2 separate regions of the Homo sapiens genome follow, and region 1 is linked to region 2. Evidence: read pairs that join two places in POLR2A ChIA-PET (ENCODE). Cell type or tissue: PC-9. All regions are shown on one strand. Links, peaks and the distances in the headings refer to the core of each region. The heading gives the core; the rest is flanking DNA.

The links. ChIA-PET counts read pairs that join two places held together with the same protein. Peaks named below come from ENCODE experiments on the same cell type or tissue, not always from the same donor. Only the 100,000 strongest peaks of a DNase experiment are listed, where the experiment ranks them.
Region 1: POLR2A ChIA-PET joins it to region 2 with 8 read pairs; 2 of 35 experiments call an interaction of 5 or more read pairs at or near these places.

The regions. Positions count from the first base shown.
Region 1 is chr1:115,703,362-115,708,739 of GRCh38, forward strand. It overlaps CASQ2 (calsequestrin 2), which reads right to left. Exons shown (of 11, transcript NM_001232.4): 9 at 1,831-1,931. Among named protein-coding and RNA genes, the nearest start is that of CASQ2, 63 kb to the right of the region's middle. In PC-9, for the core only: CTCF peaks have their summits at 3,648 (motif pointing left) and 3,856; DNase peaks (open chromatin) are centred at 2,490 and 3,660.
Region 2 is chr1:115,494,401-115,499,778 of GRCh38, forward strand. No RefSeq gene overlaps it. Among named protein-coding and RNA genes, the nearest start is that of VANGL1, 140 kb to the right of the region's middle. In PC-9, for the core only: no CTCF peak of the experiment used is centred there; DNase peaks (open chromatin) are centred at 1,401 and 2,911; H3K4me3 peaks cover 1,248 bases; H3K27ac peaks cover 3,529 bases.

The sequences.
Region 1 (5,378 bases), core at 19-5,018, 210 kb after region 2:
GCTGGGAAAGCCATGATGGGTCATAAGTTGCCAAGTAAGAAGAAGGCTTCTTCATTCAACCAGGCTTGGACTCCATGTGGACAAATCTCTGACTGGGGCAAAAATAAAGGAGCAAGGGGCCACAGGATTTTTTTTTTTAATGGAGATGTCCAGTGGTAGGAAATCTCCCACGCAAATATATGGCCTAGTGGGGACTAGGGATATTCAGGAATCTGGAAATCAGAATAGTCTGAAGATTTCTTCTTTGCAAAAACCAAGGCAAACACATAGAACTGGCCAGAAGAGAGTCTGGGCATGGTGGCTCATGCTTGTAGTCCCAGCACTTTGGGACTGGAGTCCAGGAGTTTGAAACCAGCCTGAGCAACATAGTAAGACCTTGTCTCTACAAGAAATTTTAAAAATTAGCTGGGCGTGGTGGCACATTTCTATAGTCCCAACTGCTCAGGAGGCTGAGGCAGGAGGATTGCTTGAGCCTGGGAGCTTAAGGCTGCAGTAAATTGAGATTATGCCACTGCACTCCAGCCTGGGTGACACAGTGAGACCCTGTCTCAAAAAAAAAAAACAAAAAAAAACTGGCCAGGAAAACTGCAAACCATCTGCAAGCTTGTATAACAAAATAGTCAGATAAACTAGAAACACAACCAGGCAGAAGCTATATCAACAAAGCTGTACTGTATGCAGTCTTATATGGCCATGACTTTGTTATAATTACCCAGTGCTATGACATTGGTCTCAAGTGTCATGGAAGCCTCTGCCTTTGATTCACCCCCTCCTCTACATAGGGCTGATTTTCAGGACCCTTGAGATCCCTCTCAATTTTCTCTATTTAATCACAGTATCATCAGTCATGACCTATGCAACTAATGATAATTCCTGGAAGATAAAGTCATCATTCATAACCTAATGATAACTAAACTTGTACTGATTACTTCAATAAGCATTTACCTAAAGCAGTCGGTAGACCAGGCTTTAGCATCATGTAGACCTAGATTGGAATATCACATCTATCACTCACTAGCTTTAACCTCCCCAGCTATCATTCTCTCCACCTTGTGACAGGGATTATAATAGTACCTACTTCACAGGGTTGTTGAGAGGATTCGCTGTGATGAGGCATGTAAAGTATTACTCTAGTTCCAGGCATACAGTAGAATATATCAGCTATGCTTATTATCAGTACCAGTACTTATTATCAGCACCAGAACCAGTACCAGGGTTCAATACATGTAGTGTACAAATGCTGTTTATTCTTTTTTAAAAACTAAGTATAATCAAAAGTTTCGGGCCATTGATCATGCACACTAGCAAAAGTGTGGACTTGAAGTTTCTTTCACATTCATCGTAGGCTAGACACTATGCTAGGTCCTGGGGAGAACACGATGAACATGACAGGCACGCTCGCTTTCTCTCCACAAAGTTCTGAACTCGCTGAAAAATGTTCATCTCTGATTTTTATTACTTAGTAATTCAGGTGGCCTCAGAACGATGGTCCCCACCCAGAAAATAAAAGTAGTTCTGGGGACTGGGAATGGAGTGATGAGGGGCAGCTCTGGAGCTGCTGCCGAAGGAGTTTACCCTGCTCACTTGGGTGGGACCCCGAGGGTCAAGGGTTTTCAACTCCTGGACTCCAGGGAGTAAGCCGAATCCTTTCAGGGTCAGCACCAGGCCCCAAGTTCAATACTGCCCCAAGGGCCAAGACCTCCCACACTGGGTGAGGACCGCCACTGGGTTTCTTCAAGTGCCCCTGCCTATTTCACCTCCTCAGATGCTGAACGCAATCATGAGGTTGTGACAGCAACTGAGGGTGGGGCGCTGGCTGGAGCCACTCACCAGAGGAAAGTCGTCCGGGTCGATCCACAGGATGCTCAGATCGGGGTTGTCAGTATTGTCCCGGGCAACCTGTTTCAGGATCTCCAGGAATTCGTAGCCATCTGAAACAGGATTCAAGAGAGTTGAGTAACCCCTGCACATACACAGCTTCTAATGTGGAGAGCAGAGTGTGATTTTTCCACGAGGACTTCTTAGGACATTTGGTGCTCACCCTCAATTATAGGATTATTCTATAGAATGAGTCAGATGAGAGCTCCAGGCACAGAGCAGATTATACAAAGGAAACAATAAAAAATTTGAACAAAGGATTAAAAGTTCACAGAGAACTGGCTGGTTTTTCACTGGAAGCCAAACTTCATTTGTGAAAACTGCCCAGCCTTGGGTCAGAAAGTCAGTCACGGAACAGAGAAATTCCTGCCTGTCCTTACTGATCCTGTGCGATCTCTTGAAACAGATGCTTTGCTGTCCCCTAGAGTCCCCAATAACATTTGCTCTAAGGACCAAGAATGTCTAAGCCTGGACCCTTAGTTTTCTACAACCAGGAATTGCTAAAACCTTCAAACCAAACGAGCTTCTGATTTACAGTTGGTTTCACAGCTCTGAGATAGTAAATGGGGCTTCCCTCCCTCCCTCCCTCCCTATTTCCTTGTATACTGGGCCCTCCCTCTGTTCAGTCAGCAGCAGTCATTGCCCCAGGGGTGGGATGATTCCTAAGAAAAGCAGAGAGGAGCTTTATAAGCTTCAAGAACACAAACTTGTTAGCTTTAAAAGCCTAAACCTTGAAGGACTAGGAGCATACAATTTTTGCCATAAACAAAAATTTTAGGAGAACGTTTAGTAAGAGATAGCATACTCTCAACCCTCAGCACCACTCCCCAGCCCCCAGCTAGAAACAGAAAAAATAGTTTAGATTCTGGAAGGTCCCTGAGAATAATAAACTGTGCCTGTGTGTGTGTGCGTGCGTGTGTGTATGTGTGTGCGTGCGTGTGTGTATGTGTGTGTGCGTGTGTGTGTGCACGCGTGCATGTGCAGAAACACAAGCCATGTGTGCATGTGTGTCCACGTACAGAATCTCCATTGTTTCAGGGAATCCCAGAGTATAGAAGACCCATGATTTGTTTCAGAATTAAACTCAGGCAAATGAAAAGATCCCAGAATCCCTTAGAGAACCCCCTAGTATAGGAGCACTAGGGCAGAAAAGCCTGTCAGAAGGCCCCATGGAGTTGTCTTGTCATTCTGAGGAACTTGAACAGGTAACGATGACCCATACCAGATGTGCACCCCACTCAGATATGCCTGGGAACCAGAGAGACCCTGGATCCCTTGGGATAGTGGGGTTGGGGTGGAGGACCTTAATTATCAGCCCCAGCTTCCACCACTCAGTGGTATACACTCAAAATTGAAATTTAGGTTCAGTTCTAAATAATAAAGTTACATTTCTTGCATAGCTGAATTTGTGGCTTGAAATTTATACGTTGAATACAAGTAACTCACCAGCTACTTGGGAATTCAATTAACTGTGCTTTCTTTGCACAGTTTTTCTTCTTTTGTCTGGAGTCTCAGCAAACTTGAGCTCCTCCCTATGGCCTCTGTTTAGCAAACCTCTCCTCTCTCCAGGAATGCTAGCTTTTGTTTGGCTCTTTTGGACTCTTGGTAAAAGTTTTTTTCTACACTTCTTTATCTCTAATGCATTCCAGGCAAAACGCATACTATTCTTAGCAACTCTACTTTGAGTTTTTGAGTTGGTGTAGTCACTGTTGCTAGCTCACACTGAAGATTCAGGCTGAGCCCCCTTAGGCCTTATTACCTGGGAAGCACAGCGACCTCTAGTGGAGAAATAGTTCCTTTTTTTTTTTTTGTCTGTTGCCCAGGCTGGAGTGCGTGGTGGGATCATAGCTCACAGCAGCCTCGACCTCCCAGGCTCCAGTGATCCTCCTGTGTCAGCCTCACAAGTAGCTAAAACTACAGGTGTGTGCCACTATGCCCAGCTAGTCTTTTAAATTTTATTGTTTTATTTTGTGCAGACAGGGGTCTCACATTGTTGCCCAGGTTGGTTTTGAACTCCTGGGCTCAAGTGATCCTGCCTCAGCTTTCCAAAGTGCAGGATTACAGATGTGAGTCACTGTGTCAGGCCTAGAAGGGGTCTTTATGGCCGGTGGCCACTTCTTGCAGAAATACAGAGTGGACCTCGGTGATCTTTTAATCCGTGCTCATAACCATATTGCAAATGAGATTATGACAAACACCGGAGACTGACAGGGCCCTAAGCATTAGACTTCATTTATCTGTCATTGCAGGGCTGGGGGTGAGGTGGGGTAGGGGCATTACTCCTGCTGCCTGTAGGTGGAACTGAGAAGGTCCTGCCCCTCCAGTGTATCACTGACTGACGTGTGGACACTATGGGTCGTCCTTTGGCCATGTGTCTGTCACAGGAGAGGGAAATATGGTGCCACCTTGGTTATCTGTAGAGATAGAAATCATAGTACAAAGACCACAAGGAGGAATTCCTCCAAAACAACTTCAGTTACTGTTTTTAGCTGCAGAAAATAAAGAAATGATAATCAATGAGGTGACACTGCCAGTACTTTGGAAGATGAGAGAGAGTCAAATGTAAAAGGGACATGACAAAACTGAAATTCACAGAGAGGATGAAATGCAAAAACACAGACTCAAATGAAAGTAGAAAGTAAACTTGTGGTGCAAGAGACTGATTCACATAAAGGAAAGGAGAGTCTAGGCAGGCACAAGTGTTGTGGAGGGACAGGATCTGTGACCCAGAACTATAAGCTGAATACACAACGGAGCACTGTTGTTTTCTTATGGGAAAAACTCTCTTAACATTGAGATTCATCAAAAGGAATGTGGTATACAAGAACTTACCTACTACGTTCCTATTTGACATTCTAGAGCAGGTTAAGAGATGAAAAGAAAAACTGAACTGTGCAAGAAAAATCAAATGGGTTGTAGTTTTTTTGTAAACGAGTGAAGTCAAAAGTGTGGCTTAATGCCCATTTTCAAGAAAATAAAAGGTTTTTGTAAAGAGAATATTCTTTGTGTCTATGGAGAAGCAAAGAAATCCCAAAAACCATTCCCAGAATAAATTAATAAATAAGGTTGACATTAAAGCTGAAAAAGTTTCCTCTAGATCCAAGGGCAGGTTTCTGATGTTCAGGGTGATGAATTCTGTAATGGACAATGTCTCTGACCCCAAATACTTTCAATGACAGAACAGAGCCCATTCTTCAGGGAGTCAGCCCAGAATGGCCCTTAAACACACAGACTCTGGGGCCAAATGACCTTGGCCAAGGTCGTGGATGTACCCTTAGAGTGTGACTTAGAGCAAGTTATTTAATGTTTCTCTCCTCATCTTTAAAACAGAGATGATGAAAATGATAGCATCTACTTCGTCGGGTAGTTGTGAGTTAAATGAATCAGTATCTCTGAAGCACTTGGACAGTGCCTGGCATATAGTAAGGTTTAGCCATTATTTTACTTAAATTACCTGACATTCTATATTCAAAGGCAAGGAAGCTGGCTGGAACTCCCTA
Region 2 (5,378 bases), core at 147-5,146:
TGTCACTGGGCAGTCGGGTGCCCCTGCACAGGTTCCTTCACCTCTGCAGCTTTGGCTGTAAAATGAGGGGTATTGGAGTGTCAACGGAGCAGAATTTGGAAAATTCACAGGCTTTTAGGGCTAACAAATTTAGGTTCAAATTCCTGCCTTGTCATTGACTGATGTGTGTGACCTTGGGCAAGTTAACTAACCTCTCTGAGCCTCTGTCTCCTCATCTATATAACTGGCACAATAACCTATAACTCACAGGTGTCCCTAGGATTAAATAAAAAAGGGTGAGCATCCAATATGTTGTTGCCCTATGAATCCTGGGAACTAATGAACAGCAGATCAGGGCTGGCTGTCTGGGCAGCCAGATGCCCCAGGAGCCTATGTCCTGGGCTCTAACTTGGCCTGGGAAGGGCACCCCCCAGGGCTCTCCAGCATCACAATGATGATGGCTCACACTCCCAGGGTGGCTCTCCATTTCATAGCCACCCCACCCAGCACACCCCAAAGCACAACCTGAGGCCCCACCTAAGAGAGATAGGGTCTTCTCTCCCCTCAGGATCCATTTGCCCTCTTCGTGTTGCTTTCCACGGGCTCCCAAGTCTCCTGCCTGTACCCCCTCATCACAGGCCCACAGACTGAGGGCTCAGTCTCCTGCCCACAAACACAGGCTCATGCCGCAAATGTGGATGACCACAAAATGCTTGAACATATGTGCACCTTTACATGTATGCACATCAGCATTCACATGTTTTCTCATGACAGATCTCAGTAAGCACTCTAGGTGGGCTATACACACATGTGTGCAAACGCTTACACACAAAGCCATGCCATGCCCTTAGCAGACCTGGCACCGGCAAGGTTGAAGGCTACACTGGGCCCTTGGAGAGCTGCCCAGGTATGCTGCTCCCAGCTTTATCTGAAGAGCTGCCCCCAGGTGTGCTGGTCCTGGCAGGGCCTGGGGAAGGGGCTGTGTGCTCCTGGCAGGGTCACGTAGGTATAGAAGGGACAGGCTGGGAGAGAGCTGATGGTCTGAGGAAACACAGAGAGGGGGATTACAGGTCTTTGCTCCAAGACAGGGCAGCAAAAGTAGTGTCAAGACTGGAAGTCTTGCAAATCACACCAAGATAAAACAGACCATCTTATTCTTTGTGTAGCCTCTGAACCGGGTCTCTAGAGTCAGGTGGTTGGCAGAAAAGTCTCTGGGATCAGATAGATCTTTGAGTGCTCCCTCTGCCCATTAACGCAATCTTGGGCAAATGACTTAACCTCTCTGAGCCCCAATTTCCTCCTCAGTGAAACAGGAATAAGAAAACCAAATATATAGCAAATGAGTATTCCTAACATCCCAAAGCCTATCAGATGCGCCTGTTTCACATTCTCATGGCGTTTGTACATTCTCGCACACATTTACATGCATAATTTATTTCTGACTCACCCATTAGGCTGAGCTCCTACCCCACCCCACCCAGGGCACTGTGGAAATAGATCTGTTTTGCTCATCATTATAGCCCCAGCGTCTAGCACAGTTCCTGGAGCTTAGTAGGTGCTCATGGACCAAGAGAGTAGCATATAATTCAGCAGCATAGCACAAGACAGACCTGGATGCAGTCGGTGATGGCTGCTATTATTGTCATTATTAGAGAGGTGCTGCTCTCTGAGAATTATTTCCACACCCTCACCTCCCACAATCAGTTCTCCTCGACTGCCTCTTCCTTGCATCTAAGCTCTTCCTATGGGTGACCCAAATGCCCCCAGTAGCAAAGCTAGCCCACTTCCTTTCATTTTTGCCCTGGGACAGATGAGGAGCAGTTTCTACACTTTCAGGGCTTAAAGACCCCATTGAGGTCCTCCCTAAGTCTCTTTCTTTCCAGAGATTAAAAACTTCTCAAATTCTTTTATTCCTTCCTTACAAAACATGTCCCATGCTTCTTCAATTACCCTGTGGTTTCTCTGGAGGTTTTAAGATCAGTAGCCATAAGCTCCCCTCTCCCCAGGTGCCCAGAAACCAAAGGGCCTTCAGCCCACAGGAGATGTGTTATTGGGTTCCCCTAGTTCCCAGCCCAGTCTGATGCTCCTGGCTCTGTCCAGAGGCCACAAGCCCACAGGACACCCCAGCCCGCCTCCAGCTTATTGGAAGTTCTCCTGTGCCCCAACCTGCTCAGTCTGGTCCCCACTTTTAAGGCAGAGTGTCTAGAGTTGTATGAGATCAAATCGGACAATCTTAGAGCCAAAACAGACCAACCTTGCTCCTTGTATAAACTCAGAAACTGAGACCCACAGATGTCAAGTTCATGGGACTAGTTTTGGCAGTGCTGCTTCAGGACTGGAGAGATGGCCTCAACCAGCTGGGACACAGAACAGCCTGGAGGCCCTGCCGCCAGTTCTGCCCTCCCTTCTTGCTTGAACCCATCTCACAGACCCTCTGCCTTTCTGCTTTCTTCTTGGCCTTAACTCACCTGGGCCTCAGTAAGAGGTGAAGACCCCTAAGAGGAAGGGCTCTGACCATCTTCAACCTTGATTTGATGTCTGGTTATGTCCATAGGGCCCTGAGTCTTTGGGGCCCTGGTATGCCCTAAATCCAGTGCCTAGAACAATGTAGAGAGAAGCCTGCCCTCCATAGAGGGCCAGTGATGCTGGCTCTTACATGACAAAGACTGTGGTGCTGGCCCTCTCCCTTTCCCCCTCCCCCAGCCAACCCTCTCCCAGGCCCTCTGACCCCATGCACCCACCCACCCACAGGAGCACATCCACTGTGCCTGTTTCTACCCAAAACAAATCATCAACTCCTTCCTCTCCTAATCAGTCAATAGGCCTGTTGGTTTGAAATAAAAAGAGTTTCACCTTCAGCACTGCCCCCACTCAAAAAAACGTCTAGATCCAGATAAAGATAAATTCCAGTCACTGAAGCATAACAAGTGACTCAGACTCAAGGGGATGGGCAGACACTCCAATCACCCAGGAAATTCCGAGGGTTTAGTTACCTCCCAGGAACTGGACAGAGGCTGGTAAAGTTAATTCTGCTCTATACAGGGCACTCCTAGCCTTTGGACATGGTTCTTATATATGCCTAAGATTTGCAGGAGCCAGTGTGGTGGAGGGATAGGATACCTAACTCGATTTCCCAATACGTTTGACCATTAATATCAGCCAACAGAATCTTCATAACAATGCCGGTGTTCTACCATATTGCAGTATGGTAGGTGTCACCTGAAAAATAAGAGTCTAGATATGAGCACATTACTAGAGTTTCATTCAGTCATTAATAATTAGTCCAGTCTATCATCATATCATATGACCCAAATGTCTCCCAGAACAAGGCCACTCAGGTTTGCAGGCTTCCATTCAGCCTCATCAGGCTCCAAAAAAAAGGAGTGGTCTCCACAGTACATGGCTTCACCCTTTCAGGCACCTGGAATAACTAACCTGAGACAGTACCACCTTTTGCTCCAGTCTTCTCAATATATTAATGTAATATTAGATTTCCCTCATTATATAACCTGTTTATTTATTTCTTTACCCCCATCTACTCCTTCTCTCCACTTACAGCCAAACATTTCCACCTTGGTGAGGGACATTAGGTTAGGCCACTGTGCTGGTCTAGATTGCTGGCAGCAATACTGGTCTAGGAAGTGGTCTTCCTCAGTCCACCAGTCACAGGCTCTGGGGTCCCCAGACCACCCTCTCTTCTGACCAGCTGGTTTCAAATTAAGGGGTTCCCACTACACTCTCAGGTCTGATAATTTGCTAGAACAACTCACTGAACTCAGGAGTTCTACTTACAGTTACACTTTTATTGTAGGAAAAGAATACAAATCAGAGCCGGCCAAAGGGAGAGACATATAGGGCAAGCTCTGTAAGGGTCCTAAACGCAAAGCAGCTGTGTCCCTGGTGGGGAAAATGTACCACTTTCAACCCAGGTTTTCATAGGCAGTGATGTCCACTGCCCCTTCTGGACCAGTGTGTCAGCACCTGGGGCACCGCAGGCCTCTGTACTGCTTAGCTTGACCATCCTTGGTCTCCCGTGTCATTGCTGGCATGTCTCTGACCACCACTGCTGGGCTATACTTGTGAACAGACCCCTGCCCAACCTGGTTACCCTCCATTACTAGGCCATAAAGCACGACCTCCTCATGGTCACTCCTCCAGGCTCTGGTAAATTCCCTGGGGGAGTGGGCAGAGACAGGAGTGGGTGGCCAGCTGGAGGTCGGTGTGAGAGCACACAGCCTTGCTGTTCTCAGGAGCAGCCTCACTCTGCTGAAGCCTCCTTGTCCTTGGGCTCCAGGACCTCAGCATCTTCTTTCCATGTGTTCCATCCTCTAAGATTCTGCCTCAGCCCCTCAAAAGCAGAGATCCCTTTTTCCTCCCTCACCCCTCAGTGCTCACTCTCTGAACATGCCTGGACAGTCTGAACCCCAAGACTGTACAGTATGGCCTTTCCTTCCTCTGGGTCACTCAGCCAGGACTGTGTGCTGGGGACTTAGCCTTGCACATGCACAGATTCCTCATATGTTGGCTCACAATTTGCTGAGATGCCTGATGAATGCTCTCTTAACCCTTGAAGTTATATTTTCCATAAGATGCCCCAAAATATCCTTGCTCAATACAAATGGAAAAATGTGAAGCCAACATCATATTATTCTTGGTTATTTTCAGTTGTGCTTTGATGGAAAAATAAGTTATTTCTTACATTAGGCCTTAACCTACAGCTATTCTGATTACATTTCTGAGAAATGGAGTTTTTAGGGACTCATCTCATGTTTCCTTTTCTTTATCCTTGGGTTAATATAATTACTATATACATTTTATGCTTGCAAGCTATTTATAAGAACTGAAACTTTCTCTAGGAAAAAAACACAAAGGTCTTTATGATTTGGCCCCTGCATACTCTTACAGCCCCATCTTCATTCACACCCCCACCTATCCATCCCTCTACTTTCCCCAAGTTCTTTAATGGGCAGCCTCAGTAGTGCTTCAGAACACAGCGCAGGATAGGATGGGCTCTGGTTTAAATCCTGATTCTGCCTTTAATTGGCCATAGAACATTTGGCAAGTTTCCAAACTTTTGTTTCCTCATCTGAAAAAGTGCAGATAACAGTACCTATCTCACCACAATGAGATACCTCTTCACACACATTAGGATGGCTATTATTTAAAAAAAAAGAAAGAAAAGAAAATAACAAATGTTTGCGAGGATGTGGAGAAATGGAAACTTTTGTGTGTTGCTGGTATGAATGTACACTGCAAGCTACTGTAAAAAACAATATGATGGTTCCTCAAAGAATTAAAAAGCTGTGCTCAGATTTTCCTAAGTAATCTCAGAATTATTATATGATCCAATAATTTCACTTCTGGATATAAACCAAAAAAGAACTGAAAGTAGAGACTTG